Regions from separate parts of the Homo sapiens genome. Here region 1 is linked to region 2. The links are chromatin loops, found by intact Hi-C in ENCODE. Cell type or tissue: ovary. All regions are shown on one strand. Links, peaks and the distances in the headings refer to the core of each region. The heading gives the core; the rest is flanking DNA.

Region 1 (8,519 bases), core at 1,607-6,606, 59 kb before region 2:
GATATAATTAATTTTGTATCCTTTTGACAACTTGCTGAATTTATCTAAGGTCTTGATGAGATTATTGTGGAAAGGGTAGCAGGAAAAAAAAAGTTAAATGTCAGCCATGTAGAAAGCTGTTTCATCTCTCTGCCTGCCTGAATTTGCACACCCGTATTTGAGTTTTCTTTTCTAGGGATACCACTAACCTTTTATTTTTTAACCTAACATTCATTTTCTCAAAAAATGAAGGACTTAAATTATGATTATGGAGACTTGAACTTTTGCTTTTAAAACGCCAACTTAAACCTTAGGGTATTAAAAAAATCAATTCACCTTCTAGAGGTGCTTCTCACCTTTAATCTCTAGCCACTTTTTCAAGCTGCATCTACTTGACATGACACTTTACCCCCACCCTTTTCCCTCAGTCTCTTTTTCCATTCTCTCCCATCTTTTCTACAAAAACACACACAATGACAAAGTTTTCTGACAGCTTAATGGAACTTTCAAGGACTACGGGGACTAGGTTAAGTGTGATCTTATTAACAGAACATCTGGAGTGGTTAAAAATTTGCTCTTTAATTGGTTCAACGGCACTGTGTTCATCTAGATTTTGTTTTGTCCTAACGATAAAATTGTGAAGAATCAATTAGTAGTTTGCATTATGTGGAAAAGTGGGAAAATAATATCCGCTTTGTCTCAGACCTTTCTTTCTGATAGCCTAGTTTCACCAAGTTTTTTTTAAAAGGCTTGTTAGAAGTTTTACTTTGCAAACTTCACTGCTCCATAGACAAACTAGTCCACAGAGGGCAAAACAGTGGAAATCAGGTAATTTCCTGAGAATAGCTTCTCTTTTCTTGACATTATACCTGAGACTGGCCTCAAACTACGTAGGGCTTGCTCAAACTAACTACATCACGCATGCCATTATCCTGGAAAGACAGAGGATGAAAAAGGTGTGTTCATTTGTTGGTTCCAGGGAGATACAGGTTATGCAAGTAATAGATAAACTCTTGCAAAGTGTATGGGCTTCTCTAGGGACTGAAAGGAGCCATGTGAACCTCATCATATGTAAATCTCTTAGCACTTTAAATTGTGGAAACGCCCTGAAGTATACTACCGAAATGTAGTGGATATATTAAAATATACTGGGTGCACAGTAGATGGGATCTTAATTGGTGTCAGAAAGCCAATTACAGGCAATGTGAAGGTTTGTCACCCTTAATTAATATTTCTTAAGCTCTTATAAGTCTACAGCCTGACAACTATCTTTGTAAAGAGATTCATTTTTAATGGGGTAATAAATTTTTTTCCACTCCAATTATTTTTAAATTTCATATTTTTTAAAAGGATGCATTCCTTTTCAAACAGATATCTGCAATTACTTCTTTTTTACTGAAATCAGAGGCAGTCATTATGAACAGTATAGAAATAATGGAAGTTCGGTATAGTCAACCACTGACAATGCTTTATTAGAAAGGAAAATGGTGTCGAGAAATTTATAGGGCAGCAAACTGCATTATGCCTAACCTTTTGGACGTATTAAAGCATGTCATTTCCAGTCTTACAGCCTCTTGTTATTCATAAATAATAGATAGCACTGGACACAATCATCTGACATTTGTTAAGGTAATAAATATACCCTAAGTGCTGATGGGTCTCGCACTCCATGATTTAAAAGCACACAGCAGAAATTTAATGTAACTTAAAATGTCTCATGTAATTCTATGGATTTGCAGATTCAGTTCAACTCAGCAGATCAATAAGCACAGAGCTCTGTTGAGTGAACTGTTGTGCTAGGCATCTTTTATTATTATAAAGCAGGACCTTACTTTGGTGAATGACACATGAACTCAAGTCCCTCTTTTCACCCCGGGAATATAAAGGAGAAGAACCTTCGTGAGTTTCTTTTCTCTCGTCTAGTCATGCAGAGATGAAGGTAAAGATTTTGGCATCCCCTAAACCATTCTCAAACGTTGCTTAATAGCTGTAAGTTGAGTTGAGGGAGTGGGTTTTGAGATGATATTAGATGCAGGCCTTTAAAGGAAGCCACTCTGTCCAATGGTGGGCTCCATCAAGCATTCTGCTTCTTCTGCACTTGAGAACCAGTTATGCCTGGGCTGACCCAATCTAGGACATACGTGAGCTCTGTGGTACCAACCACTATCTGACGGCCACAGTTACAGAGATGAGGAGTATTAGAAATTCTCCTCCAAGTCTTCCTACCAGAGCAAATAGAGACCACAAGCATTGTTTCAGCAGTTTTGGTGCAAGCAAATTGGGTTGATTCTTTTGCAGGAGTAGCAGCCCAGTATTTTGAGCTATATGCCATGCTTTTGACAGATACTAAGGGAAAGTGTTTGTTAGGAATTTGATTGTCTTTCCAATAAAACAAGGTCGATTTCTATTCTTTGTCAGAGCATGATACCCACAGTAAAGAAATTATCCAATGAGACCTTAGATATGTTTTCTGGAATATTATTTATGTTATTTCAGGACAGCATGTCTCAAGCTTTAGAGAACTTAAGAATCATCTGGAGTTCTGGTTTCTGGGCCTAACCCAGAGATTCTGAGGCTGAAACTTTGGGCAGGACTTGAGGATTTCTGTCTCTAATTAGTTCCAGGTGATGTTAATGCTGAGTGGCACTGATTCAGACATTTTCCACGTTGCTGATGGGCTGTCTTATTTAAGTTCACTAGTCAAGGTTTTGTTGTAGTTGTAAATCCTTATTTTTACACTTTTGGCTAACACAGTTGAACCCTACCAAAGTGTTGCCTTAAAATAGTCTAATCTTGGACCCTGTACAAGACAGGCAACTTGTCAAACATTCTAGAAATACTGTCCTTACATTATTAATTGAGCATTAACACGTTTTCTGCACAATGCCAACTGCTTTGTGTTCATTTATTCAACCTATTTAGTCCTTCCAACAATGCTCATCTTATAGCCAACACTACTGGGGCCTGGAGACCGAGTGACATACCCAAAGTCACACAGTTAGCTATTTGTAGAGCCAACACGCAAACCCAGGTCTTTATGAGCTCAAAGTGTATGTTCTTAACCAGTAACACCCAGTCTCATCTTTAACCCAGATCTCAAGAACTACATTTCTAGAAAATTCAAGTTGGAAGATTTAGCAGTATTGAAACAGACCTGTTTCTTCATATCTGTTTTATCTTTGCTTTATAGAGAAAATTCAAAGCAAGTAATCAAATAATCCAAGCAAAGACTTGCCCAAATTTCACAATTTTTTAAGGAGGTCCACTTCTCCATTTTGTGGCTTTGATGCCTTTTGAGAGAGTAAAGGAAAAAGATGGGACCAGGAAGTTGGAAAATAGAAATGCTTTGTCTGGTTTTAGAAATCACTTAGATGTTGTGTTTCTCGTCTTATTTAAGAAAGCTGATGAAAGAAAACTTCAAAAAGCAGGAAAATACGCCTTGCAGACTCTGCTAAAACTTTGCCAATGTAAAAGAATCATTACCTTTACGGGGACAGTAACAGTTCTAACACATGAAACCACAAACCAGCATTCCAGGGCATGGCTTTTAAAAATTATCTTATCATGACTCTTAGTCTAGACATCAGCCCGTGCTCTGGCTGTAGCACTCCCATTGGCAATGCCATTTCTAAAGCAGTAGAGCAGTGGAGGAACAGTGAACTGAGCGTTCCCAGCACACAGGGAAAAATGAAGCTGTTTCTTCTCTAAAAAAATGAAATAGAATGAATTCCAGGCTCATTCTCCCTTCTATCCCTGTGATGACATCCCAACCAAAAATGCATCACTTTTAAAGGTGATCGAAGTGGAAGTGGGTTCATCTACAGTCAACCACTCCAAGCATTATTTCAATATGTGAGTTTTAAAATAGCTTCTGAATTCAGGACATTAAACAGCCAGGCCAGGAAGCTACCTCCACTTTGGCATGGTCAGTCATTAACTTTATATATCTTGAAGACCATGGCCCCTCCTGGTACCTAATCTGTAGCCTGCCAGGAAAAACACATACATACACACACACGCGCACACACACATGCACACACACACACACACACACTTAAAGGAAAAGGAAACTTTAAGTTATAAACTCCAAGCCTATTTCCATGGCTGCTGGCATGTCAGTTTATTCCTAAGCCATCTGGTTCACATTATGCCGTAAGACAAGAAGAAGGCTGCTTCCTGCCCAGATAACCACAGAGAGTTCCCATTTCACTTTCAGCGTGGTCACCTCGACTGGCTGGGGTGTGGCTTTGAGAATAAATTGTCTCCAGTTAGGGTTTTTCCCTTGTTTGTTTTCTTCTCTTCTTAATAGGGATTACAGCGGGCCCTGTGTGGTTAGCGGGGCGATGCTTGGCTAGTGATTAGTTCATTCATTTATACTGTCTTGCAGGACCGTGAGCCTGGAATTTTGTTGCAGTAAGATTTGCAAACAAGAAAAATTGGGCTGTTAGATTCCATTCACTCAAGTTGTTATGAGGATTTCAAGGAAATTGTAGGCTTGTCTTACTATAAAGCAGAATCAAGAATCTATTTTTAGGGGATGCTACTCCGGGGCTTTTCTTGGTGTTTTGCCATCTTTCTTAGCTCTCAGACCCAACACAAACCCTCTCTGGCTCAGTGATGGAGGAAATGTCCATCCTCCTTTTTGCCTTTGCATATTTCTCTAAAGGACACAGAGAGGCTTTGTTGTCTTTGTGGTCACCGGGTCCACTTTACACAGATGCCTATTAATCACTTCACTATGGAGACAGACACATCCATCATATCACAGCAGCTCAGAAACGGGCCGTCCAGTGAAAGGGGGTGAGAGGGGAAAGTGCACACTTAACCATTTCGAGTTAGGTTACTGGTTGCCTGTGTCTTACACGCTTAGGGTGGTAATTGGGGTGGGGGTGAGTAGAGCTCTTCCTTTGTATTTAGCTTAATAGGTGTGATTAATTTTACGTATTTTTGCTTGTCTGTTTGCTTCACATTTTGATAGGACAGATAACATCTCCCAGCTATTTGTGTAAGGTGCAGGGCATTAGTATACTTTAAGATTGAGAGTTTTAATTTTAAAAACAGTAATAATAAATGCAGGTAGACTAGCTGTGCTTTTGATGCAATGATACTGACTCTTTGAAGCCAAGAGTTTTGCGATAATGGATTCAATGTGGAACAGAGCAAGCCGAAAGTTAGCTTTCTCAGGCAAGAGAAACTGCAGATAAATTAACCAAGAACTTTCCTTCTATGAGTGGCAGATCTTCTAAACCTCTTTTTTAATCATTCAAGGCTGTCCACAGCCTTCCAAATGGTATTTCTAGCTCTTGCTCTTGTATTTTCTCTACAAGTGCTCATTCATGTATGCATTCCTTTACTATTTATTTAAAAGATATTTACTGAGCACCTTTCTGCCTGAAGATTCAGTGGTGAGTTTTAGCAGTCTAGGTGAGAAAAACAAGTATCATACTAGTGATGATTTTAGAATAAAGGGAATGCAGAGCTCTGGGGACACTTTAGAAGGAAGAACTTAACTGGCCTAAGGAGTCAGAGAAGGCTTCCCCATTTAAGCTGAGCCCTAAAGATAGGGTCTGATGAGTGGGAAAATGAGTAGGGACATTCCAGGCAGAGAGAACAGCCTGTATGAGAGCCATGAAGCAAGCTTGAGTATGGAAGGGTGGCTCATGCCTCCAGCCTAACAGACTAGAAGGGAGTTAGACCATTTGCTATTACTCACTACGGCCTTCCCTTTCCTTCCCTCCAAGGCTCAGTTCTTGTTGCTCTCTCTGCTCCAGCTAAGATCCTGTGCATCTTTAAGGCTTAGCTCAAATGCCATTTCCAATGTAAAGCTTTTGCCCACTGTTGAAGCAGAAGTGATGTAACTCATGACATAGCCACACTTTGGACAGAGTTGTATGCAAGCACTTGCCTTCTTCCCTGCTGGTTTATGCCTCATTCATCATTGTCCTTCCCCGACACCTAGTGCAGTGCTTGGTAAATGTTTGCTGAAGGCAGCCACAAAGATGCTTGGAGCCAAAACCTTGTTATACTAGGAGAGTGATAATAAAGAAACAACCCAACCCTAAGTTAGGGGAAAACATCATTTCTAAAGCAAATTGTCTCAGAGCCTGGTGCTAGGTTCCCTTTGCACGGAATAGTATCCATGAGCAGGACTACTAGAAAACATTTTTTAAAATAAGGAATGTAGTGTTTGATATTTCAAAATTTATTAACATGGTCATCATAGGAAAAGTCAGAATTGTATTGGGCTTCCTCTTAGTTTTCAGTTTACAATTGTTCTTATTTTGAATCACATGTTGCAGGGTCTAGGGGCAGGGTCCTTCATAATCTTTTCATTGCTTTGGACTCTAAAGAACTTCAAATTTCCTCTCTGAGGTCTCCCTCCAGCATCTGAAAACTCTCACCTCAGGAAAAAAAAAAAAAAACAGTGGAGATTCTATTCTTTCTCAGTTCTGCCAATTTAAGACATGATTTCAGAGAAATCTCTAAGCCAGGGTGTGCCTTGCTTCCTGCAATAGGAAGGTGGAAAGACTAACCATTTAGCACCTTATGACTGGTGAGAAATAGCTGGTGGTTAATGAATCAATGCAAAGGATTTTTCAAATACTGTTTTCATTACTAATGCCCCATTTTCAATTGGTAAGAGCAGAAGAGGATGCAGGGGTTGGCAGAGGAAGGAATTTCAAGACCCTAGGGTAGAGAAGCCAACTCTGATTGTTCTCTCTGCAGTGGGAGGATACCTGCGGAGGGGAGTACACCACCCTCCAAGGGCCCTTTACTTGCCCAGGGCTTCCAGGCAGCATCTGAAGCAAGGGATACTCAGCTCTAGCCTGTTGCCCTTTGCCCTTTGCCCTTTGCAGAGATGCATTTTTTTTTTTTCTAATTATTCAGTTCCACTGGGGCACTCTGTTGTTGTAAATAACCCATTTATCGTCATCGACTCTTTTGGATTTTTCCCAGAACTAATTTCATTTTTGAAATAGTTTCTCTTCTTATTGTTTTGAGCAAATACTGAGCACCATTATAGATTTATTTTTGTTTGTCTGATAGATGCTACTATTAAAATTCTTTTATATGATTGGAGATAGAATTTATTTCCATGACTTCAAAAGCAAGGGTGATAGTCACTCTAAAGATTACCTCCCAAGTTTAGAAGTTCATTTAAAAATAGCTCTACAATGTATTGAAAACCCATTTATTCAGCCATCATTTGTTGAGTTACCCAACTAAGAGCTCTGTGGATGGCAAGGGTTATAAATGCCGAAAAAATGTGGTACTTGCCCAGGATTTGCACTCCACTGAGAATCCAACTATAATTGCCAACATTTTCCACTTCTGTTGTTTTAATTATTTCAAAATTCAGTAACTATAGGCATCCTGAAACAGTATGCATTCCCTTATATTGCTTCGAAATCTCATATCACCTTTTTGACTACATTTAGAAGGCACGAAGTTTGGACCTGGAAGCACAGGTCTACTCCTCTCCCATGGGAGACCAATAGCAAATGGAATCCAATGGAGCAGCTGCGACTATCACTTGGAAGCCCTCTGTGAGCCACTAACCCACCACTTCTCCTTTGTGGCTTCTTTTGAGCTTTAGATTTGTCCAGCAAACTACAGCATTTAAGCTCTTTCCTATTTTTTATTTCCTTTGATTCTTGTAACAATCCAGTAAGGCAGTAAGATTAGGTGTGTTCACCTCATGCTACAGATAAAAAAACTGAGGCCCAGAGATGTTAAGTCACTTGCCAAAAGGTCACCCAGCCAGTAAGTGGGAGCCTGCAATTCCAAGCCCACTGAGATCTTCTCTAGCTGCTTTTATCACCACTACTGACAAGTCTGCTGTTTCCAAGCCTTCACAATGGCTATTCCACAAAGTTGACTTGATCATTTCTGTGAATGCTTCTTTGGCCTTTTTCATGATATAAGCAGAAAGCTTTAAGTTTGAAAGGCATTTCCAAAAATAACGTTTACCTTATCTTCTTCAACTGCACTTTCAACTTACTCTCTGATCTGTTTCCATCTTTGGACGTTTCTGAATTTACACAAGCAGATGAGGAAAGCCCTCTGCCTCCCCATGGATAGATGAAGACATGCAAAAATGTTTTTAAGGCCACTCTTTATATAACAAAATGAGACGGGGGAAAAAATCTGTCTGAGATACCATTTTCCTGAAAGGTCAGATCCTACTTAACTTGTTAACAACCAAAAACCTGAACTCAAATATCATCCACTAAAAAAGAGTTCTTCCCAGTGAAAGAATAAGTAGCTTTCATGAGTCTAAAATAGCCAAGGACCTTCAGACATGAAAGAAGAATGATATTTGGGAGCTAAAAGTAAGGCTAAGAAGCAATGGATACATGTGAAAAATTTGCAGTTTTCCCAGTGAAACCAATGAATTGCTCTAGCTTTACTCTTTCCACGTTCCTTTTAAACTGAGAGGGCAGTTTAAATTGTAGAATGCCAAAGTCAATTGTAAATAGCTTCCTATTATAATACACATTTATTGGGAATATCCAGTCCCCCTAAATTTGGTAGCCTGG
Region 2 (8,519 bases), core at 2,100-7,099:
AGGCTCCTGCCTTGTCTGCTATGCTTAATAGGTGTTTTACTCCTCAGTGCCTCAGTTTCCTGTCTGTAGAAAGAGATTTACCCTCTGCCTGACAGTCACTGCCTGAAGGGACTTGTATGAAGGACACAGAGCCATTGAACCATGACACCTTTTGGGGGTGGGGGAGCAGGGGCCTCAGCTATGTCTCTAGCGGAAGAAAGGTGTGCCAGTCCATCCACACTCTGGTCTTGGTGGGTGGGGGCCATCGCAGGGTGGGACACAACCATCACATTCTTTTCCTCTGTGCAAGACTATGGCAGTGCCTCCTTGGCAGTGTAAAATGTAGGGCTGTATCTCAGGAGAGAGTGAGGTTAGCTGTGGGGTCTGCGAAGTGGCCAGTTGAAACTGTGAGGGGAAGAGCTCTGAGTATTAAGAGGCAAGGACCAAATGAAGTGGAGCTGTGGAAAACATTCTTACCTGAGGAATGAGAAGAGGAGCTTCCAAAAAGGGAGCTGAAGAAGATGATCAGAGAGGTGGTGTGAGAGGCACCCATACAGAACAGGTGTTTTCCTCGCCTCTGCAAACTCCATCTTGTCCATTACCCTGAATGGAGTGTCACTGAAGCGAGAGAAGAAGCATTGAATTGAACTATGTGAAACTGCCATTTTTAGGATAACAAGATGATCGACTACTGTCAATTTCATATGGTTTAACCTAAAATTACCTACTAGAAAGGCTTGGAAGGGAAGGTGGGAGACTGCAATTTGCCTGTGGTGGGAGGTGGGCATGGCAAGGGCGGCAGTGAGTGGAGCTGAGTGGAATAGGGAGAGCTCTGTCTGTCCCCTCTATGGGGGACACAGTGTGAGCAGGAAGGGGCCTTCAGAAATGAATCCACACCCTCTAGTCCAACAAATGGTGACTGCATTGAAGAGGAAGCCTACTCATATAGATAAGAGGTCAGTAAAAACGAAAACCTCCCTACTGTGGAACCCAATAAAGCAGCATTCCTATAGAAAACTAGTACATGGCAATCTCCAAGAGGAAGGAACAGGACACACTATTTCCTAAAAGTATTTGATCACAAAATACATTGTTCTCATGGAGCTTCTCTCAGGACTGGTGTTTTGCCAAATGTATTTTGGTCATTCAGACAGGAGTTGGGCTGAAATATCTACGCACAATCTATGGAACAAAAAATTAATAGTGTAAACCAGATTTCTATTTTCAATAGAAATATGAAAATACTTTGGGGGGAAAAGACATTCCAAAGAGCTGGGAAGTATTTTAGAAGCACAAAGTACGTATAAATTATGTATATAATATTAATAATAAATTAATTATTCATTAAAACAGGTTCCCTAAAGATATGGCTAAAGCAAGACTAGATCAGCCTAGTTGAAGACATATACTTAAAAGTAATATGACTACATTGCTTCAAGTATATTCACACGTTTCAATCATTCAAACTAGTTCCACCATTTTATTCCGTACTTAAACATTTTTAATCTATCTATTTAATTCACTAATTCATCTGAAAACATGTGAAGGGTATTGTGCTTGGTATCATGAGGCTACAAAGATAAATAAGGCAGGGAATTTGCCTTCAAGGAGATTTCCATGAGAGAGGTGCTAAACCAGGTAGATTAGAATAAATGAATACTCTCCAAAGTAGAAAGTGATTAAATAGTATACGAAAGACACAATTAAGTGCTAGGGGCTTCTGAGGGAGGGAGGTTGCTTTGAGCTATGGATGAGAGAGGACTTTGGAAAGGAAATTCTATCTGGGAAGGCAGGGCAGTGGGGATGCTGGTGAAGAAGGCATAGCGGATGGAGTGAACAGCAGGAGGAAAGAGCATCCTTTGGTGGGCATCATAGATTGTGTTTGGCCACTTAAGCAGAATGTTTGTACAGTTGAGAAGACAAACTAAGGATTGAGACTTGATTCTGTAGGTGATACGGAGTGCCAAGTGTGTGATCAGAGGACTGACCAACCTGTGACAGTGGGAGTATGGGAGGTAGAATTGACAACTGCAAACTCAAAGGACAGGAGGTCATACGAGGCTTTAATAGAGAGTTCTGGGTTAAAAGAAAAAAATGTATATTGTGAAAATATGAAATGTTTAGCTCTGCTCTGTCTGCCTTGATATTAACATATTCCACCAACCCATACCTGAGAGTAATCAAGGAGATTCTGGCAATATGCACAAAGTGATTTGCCACATCAATGAGAATGGAAAGTGCCTTTGTGTTCATGCTACTTAAAGTAGCATAGAAACAAAATAAATGAGTCTGGGGCCTTTCAGTGTGGACCCTGGGAAATGCTCACATTGGGTTATCATTAATGGTAAATGGCCCTGGAAAGATATGGCATATGAGTGGCATATGACCAACAAAAAATAAAACAACACGGTGTGTGGGCTGTGGAAGATACAGCCAGTATGACCCCCATGATTGAACGCCTGCTATGTTTTCTAATTTAATCTTCATATTAGTCCCAATGTATTATATTATCCCTATTTTATAGATTAAAAAAAGAAAACACTTAGAATAGTCCAAAAAACTTTAAAGAGGCAACCTTGCAAGCCAGGGGCAAGGCCTCAATTTGAATCCAGGCCCTTTTCACTCCAAAAGAAAGGCTGTGCAGAAGTCACACCTTTGTGTAATGAACACCAACTCCCTGCCTTCTCACCATCTTGAATCCCTTATCTGTAAAATCAGGGGTGAGTTTGGGGGAAAAGGTAGGCAGGGACTAAGTCTGTCTACTTCACAGGTCCATTTTGAAGCTCAAATGTGGAAGCACCTTTCAATTCTGAAGCAAGAACTTTACTAACGTGCATGTTTTGAGGGAGGTATGGGGTGCTGTGGGAGCTGAGCAAAGTGGGGGCTCTTCCAAAAAGCAGCTGGGCAGTCCTCGGGAGGAATATACATTTAAGCAGGTGGTCACAGAGGTGGCTGAGAAAGAAGCCGGAAGAGTTAAGAACAAATGAATTCAGGCTCTGCAGCTTTGCCTATGGCCAAATCTGGGTCCCAACTTAGTGTGACTGGAACCCCTTTTCCCCCTTCTGGCTGGCCCTGAGGCTTTGGGCCGTAACTCTCCAGGTACAGTGAAGCCTGCAGAACCACCTCATGTTGCCCATCCAGTGTCCTCCCATCGCTGGCCTGGCCCCAGGCCTCTGGCCAGGTGCTGGAGCTGATAGACAGCCCCAAGCCAAGGCCACCACCAGCAACACTGCCAAGGGATTTGGTCTGGGTCCATGAAGCTTGTCCTGCCACTGGGAGAGAAATGTACTCAAAATGTAGCCAAGAAGGCTTCCTTTCTCTGCTAGCAGAGGGGGCCTATGGCTCCCCACAGTCTGCATGATAAATCAGTGCAAAGACATCAGCTTCAAGGCCATAAGGGACCCTTATTATCATAGGCCAAACACAGAGTCAGTGCTGCAGGATTTATTTTCTAGTTCATAAATCTCAGTTGATTAGAGCATGTCCTCACAGCATTGCAGAGCCCTCTCCAGCAGGAGCTGTGCATAAACCTATGGCTGTGGTTCCTAGGAGTCTAGGGCCAGCAGAGAAGGTGCCACTTACCTGGCAAGCAACATACTTTTGGTTTGAATTCCAAGTGTAAAGAAATACTGAGGGAGGGAGAGGAGGTTCTACCTAAATTACCCAGAAAATGGCCTCCTCTGCTTGGCTTGAGGAGGGAAGAGTTGCCCTTTGGGGCTTTGTGCCACCCACCAACAAAAACTAGAAATTTTTCCTGGGCTCCAGACCCCCACCTGAGCTTTGATCAGGTGTGAATGGGTCCAAGAACTTCCTGAAATTATTTGGGATGTGTCTGCCTCATGTGTATTGTGTCTGTACCAATGAGAATCCCTCTTGGGAACCTTATTAGTCCCCTGTTGGTCTCTACTGGGACCTTATAAGGCCCGTAGCTTTCTTATATCTTGGGAGAATCATGATCCAAAAATAGTTACTAACTTGTGCTCCAGGAAGATAAACCTCCTCCATTCTTCCTTTCTGAGAAGCAGAACCCTATGCTCCCAGACAGCCATGAGCTGCTTTTGCCTGCCTGGAACATTAACTGCAGGCAGGTTCTATGGCATGACTCCCAAATTGGTGTTTAGCTTTTCAGAAATTGGCAGCATTTTCTCCCTGACTCTTGCAAGGACACTTGACCTCACCCTTCCTGGCCTTTCTTCCTCATAAAGCCAGCTTCTAAAAGAGTGGAAACAGATACTCGGTTACCCCCTGAGGTAGGGGCCTTCTGGGGACAGAGTGCAACCTAGAAGGAGGCTCAGGAGGCTCTTTGCATTCTGAGGCCTGGGAATTGGAGGAGACGCTGCCTAGCCTCAGGAAAAGAATGTAACAGCTTGCACAGAGCTGAGTGTGCTACATAATCCTGTCTTAAAAGAATGAATACCTCCTGGAGGTAAACAAGAACTATCAGAAGGCCTCAGAGCAGCCGCAGCCACCCTAGCCAGAAAAGACATGACAGCCGCAGAATTGTAAAGAGCTAGCTGAGAGCAGCACAGGATGCGTCCAGATGCAAAATATTTCCAGCGCAAAAAAAAAAAAAAAAAAAGCCAATGTCAGAAGCCATGGGGATTCAGGCAACAGAAGTGCCTCTCCTCCTGTCTCCCTCCTGAAGAGGTGTCCCAGGGGTCCTTGAAAACTGGCAGTGCTCACTGAAGAGGCAGGGAGGGCTGAATGCCTTGCTCCAATTAAAGCCTAAGGACCAACCCCGCAGAGTCCCAGCTGTGCTGCTGCTCCACTTGGGAAGGCAAACCTGGACAAGCTCCGCCATTCAGGAAAGCTTCAGGCCTACATTGTTCTCGTGGAGCTCGTGTGTAATAGGAAACGCTGTGGCGTCCAGATCCACTCTTCTCAGCAGCTCAGTGCATCTTCGCTGCTGTCATCTGCTTCTTCAGAGGGAGAGGGGAGTGTGTGGAAAACCATGCTGCCCAACAGTCCCCGGTCTCTTTTTAACGGTGTGCTCTGTTCCCAGTTCTGTTTCTAAAGGGGTTGGGGTGGGGCAGCAGAGGGCACCTCCCACCCAGGAGGCCGCTTTTTTCTTCCCTGAAGTCCACTATGAGCTCCAGCAGGTATCAGAAGGGACTGGAGCAGGCAAGTGGGAACTGAAGCAAATGGACAGCAACTTCATGAGAGGATGCACATCCAATGTCTTCAGGTCGGCTGACCTTTCAAGAGAAGCAGGAAATCTGTGTTTGTAAGTGAAATGTTCCATTTATAATGGTTGGCTCAGGTTTTAAAAGAGTAGTTTTGTAGGCAGGGGTCTCCTTTGTGCTCCCTCTGCTCTGTAGGGAGATGCTCCTCCAGGCCCTGGTACAGTGACACCTGCAGAACCACCTCATGTGGTTCTGCACACCCCAGCACACCCCAGCTAGTTCCACTACCTCCTTGCCCATACTAGCAATGCCCGGGAGCCTCACCGGGCACAACCACGTAGAGCAGCCAGCTCCAGAGAGCCTTGAGGCTGAAGAAGAGATTTGCTCTTTCTGCAATATGTAGAATCCACAGAGCCACAGATCCACAGATGTGAGCAATAATTTTGGCCCCTCCATAATCACAGTTTCTGGTCAAGAACAAGTTCCCATATCCTTGTCAGCTGCAGAATCTGAAACAAGACGTGGTAAAATGACACCCACTTTTGCCTCATGTGGCCATGATGGAAGAATGATAGCCCTTAAGCAATCCGAGCTCCTCTCAAAATAAATAGTCATGACAGCTTCATCACTGCATGCTGAAATAATAGGTATTGGCCTTATTACAAAACCTCAGTATTCTCATGGCATCATACTCTGGCCATATCTCTGTGAAGTACCAGAGACATCCACTGTTTTCCTCATTTCATTGTATGGACTGAAACTGAGGAAGGAAAAGTTTGAAACTGCTCAGAGCCCCCACCTGCCTTCAGGCTTAGGATTTGTATCTTGGGGGTCTCATCTTAATATCACTTCACGCTGCCCCCTCTATCCCCCCAGACTCTGCAGACATTCTTTTTCTGTCCTGTGGCAAAATGAGACTTTCTTTTCTCCTCTTCTCCTTCTTTCCTTCTTCTATTCATCCCTTCACAGGAAGTTAGAGCAAATATTCAAAGCCTTCATTATCATAGTAGCCTTTTAAAGTTTTGCCCCTGAGAGGGAGTCAATATCCTTAAGGCTGTTTTGCTAGCAGATGACTTATTGTGAATAAGCGGAGCCCAAATCCTCTTACAGCAACATACTCAGCATCTCCCTGGTGTGATACCTGGATACTCATGCCCCTCCACAATTCTTGGGGCCCCATGAATACTCATAAATGGTGAATGGACAAACTTGCTTTCTGGCAATGGACCAACCACACCTACATCTCCTTCTAAGTATTACAAAGACAATCAAAGAATTACCCACTTTTATATGATTCTTTATGAAGCATATGCAATGTGGAGCTGAATCAGATACCATTAGGAAGATCCTTTTAATCTCCCTTCAAATATCTTGCTCTCTGATTTACTAGGGTGTTGTACATGTTCTGCCGGAAAAAAAAAAGGTAAAAAAATTCATCATTGCTAGTTACCTTCTATATTGTTATGCATTCCAGCTTTGCTTTGGAGTACAGAAATATTGTTCATGGCCTTTCTTTCTCAACCAGTGAATTAGCCAGTCAGGTTAACAACTGATCATCTTGGCCTCAATCTCTAAAGGACATTTAGGAATATTAAAAATACTGTCCTTGCAAATATTACTGCAAGATTTGAGATTGATCATACAACATAGTGACTATAGTTAATCATGATGTATTGTACGCTTGAAAATAGCCAAGACAGTAGATTTGAGGTGTTCTCACTACAAAAGAAATGTTAAATATGTGACATAATGCATATACTATTTAGCTCAATTTAGCTGTTCTACAATGTATACATATTTTAAAACACCATATTGCATACCATAAATATATACAATTTTGTCAATTAAAAAATAAATAAAATGCAAAAAAAAACCTTGGGTCCTTCTTCAATCAATGAAAAAATACATATGAATGAACAAATTATATAAAATAATATTTAGCCAAACTGCTAAAATATGTGATAGAGACAGCAAATTTTCCAGGAGCTCAAAGGGCAAAGGGAGAACAATGAGAGCTGGAAAAATCAAAGAAACTTCCTGGAAGAAGTGATATTTGATCTAGAACTTGAGAAATGGGAACAACTGAATTGGAAACTTAGGGGTAGGAATGACCTTGCTTTAATTGGCTGGGAAAAATGAAATTTCTGGTTGAGTTGAGATGGGAAAGCAAATGCAATCCAATAAACAACATAGAGAAAACTTTGGGTGAAACTATGGGGAAATCGCAGGCTTTTAAATTCAGCCTCTTTTTGTTAGAGTTTTACGAAAATTAGTCTGGTAGTTGTACTTGGACTGGATGCAGAACACACAGGCCAGAAGGGATAGCCAATGCTGAGTGCTAAACTGGGCAACTACTATAGACTGAATGTTATATCCCCCAAATTTCATGTTGAAATCCTAACCCCCAGTGTGATGGTATTAGGAGGTGGGACGTTTAGGAGGTGATTAGGTCATGAGGGTGGTGTCCTCATGAATGGGATTGGTGCCCTTATAAAAGAAACCCAGAGAGCTGCTTCATTCCTTCCACCAAGGGAGAAGACAGCTGCCCATGAACCAGGAAGTGGGCCTTCACCAGACAGCAATCTGCCAGCACCTTCTTCTTGGACTTCCCAGCCTCCAGAATGTGAGAGAGTGTGTGTGTGTGTGTGTGTGTGTGTGTGTGTGTGTGTGTGTGTGTGTGTGTGTGTGTGTGTGTATATATGTTTTTTAAAATCTATATACTTAACATTTAAAATAAATATAAATATATATATTTCTACTGTTTATAAGCCACCTAGTATATGGCTTATAATTTAAACCATAGACCAGTCTATGGTCTGTAATAGCAGACTGAGCCGACTAAGACAGCAACTGACATGTGTTAAGAATAAAGAGATCTTACAAATCTACAAGAAAATAACAAATACCCTCCTTGAAATGGACAATATTAAGCATGTTGCAGAAAAAAAATGAGAAAATGTATAAGTTCCTACACACATACAAAGAAAGTTAAAAAATACAAGTTGGCAAGATTAGATAAAAAGATAAAAGCCAATGCTAATTGGCAAAGGGGCACCATCATACACTGCTGGTAAGAGTACAAATTGGGGTATGCTCTGTATTTGCTATCATGTGCAGACTTTCAACCCAGTGGGTAAATCTACCTTTCAGGACTTATCCTAAAGAAAGAATTAAGAGTCTGTACAAAGAATTTGTGCAAGGATATTCATTATATCAGCTTCTCTTGGTCAAAAATTAAAATAAATTTTTAAATTTGGAGGCTGAGAGCAATGGATAAGAAATACATTTATTGATATGGAAAGTTGTTTGCCATATTATCAAGTTGTTTTAAAGGCACAGAGCATATCACAAAACAGTATGTGTTGTGTGATCCTATTTGCATATAAAAGCAAAATAAGTAAATACACACATAAATAT

The links. Hi-C counts contacts between places; a loop is a spot of excess contacts. Peaks named below come from ENCODE experiments on the same cell type or tissue, not always from the same donor. Only the 100,000 strongest peaks of a DNase experiment are listed, where the experiment ranks them.
Region 1: it touches region 2 in a loop (6-fold over the local background); 2 of 110 quality-filtered maps call a loop at or near these places.

What each region holds. Positions count from the first base shown.
Region 1 is chr5:116,450,304-116,458,822 of GRCh38, reverse strand. The region is part of intron 18 of SEMA6A (semaphorin 6A); the gene reads left to right. The region is part of intron 2 of SEMA6A-AS1 (SEMA6A antisense RNA 1); the gene reads right to left. Among named protein-coding and RNA genes, the nearest start is that of SEMA6A-AS1, 7.1 kb to the right of the region's middle. RefSeq lists a silencer at 4,040-4,119. In ovary, for the core only: no CTCF peak of the experiment used is centred there; a DNase peak (open chromatin) is centred at 4,257.
Region 2 is chr5:116,391,560-116,400,078 of GRCh38, reverse strand. No RefSeq gene overlaps it. Among named protein-coding and RNA genes, the nearest start is that of SEMA6A-AS1, 52 kb to the left of the region's middle. In ovary, for the core only: no CTCF peak of the experiment used is centred there; no DNase peak of the experiment used is centred there; H3K27ac peaks cover 585 bases.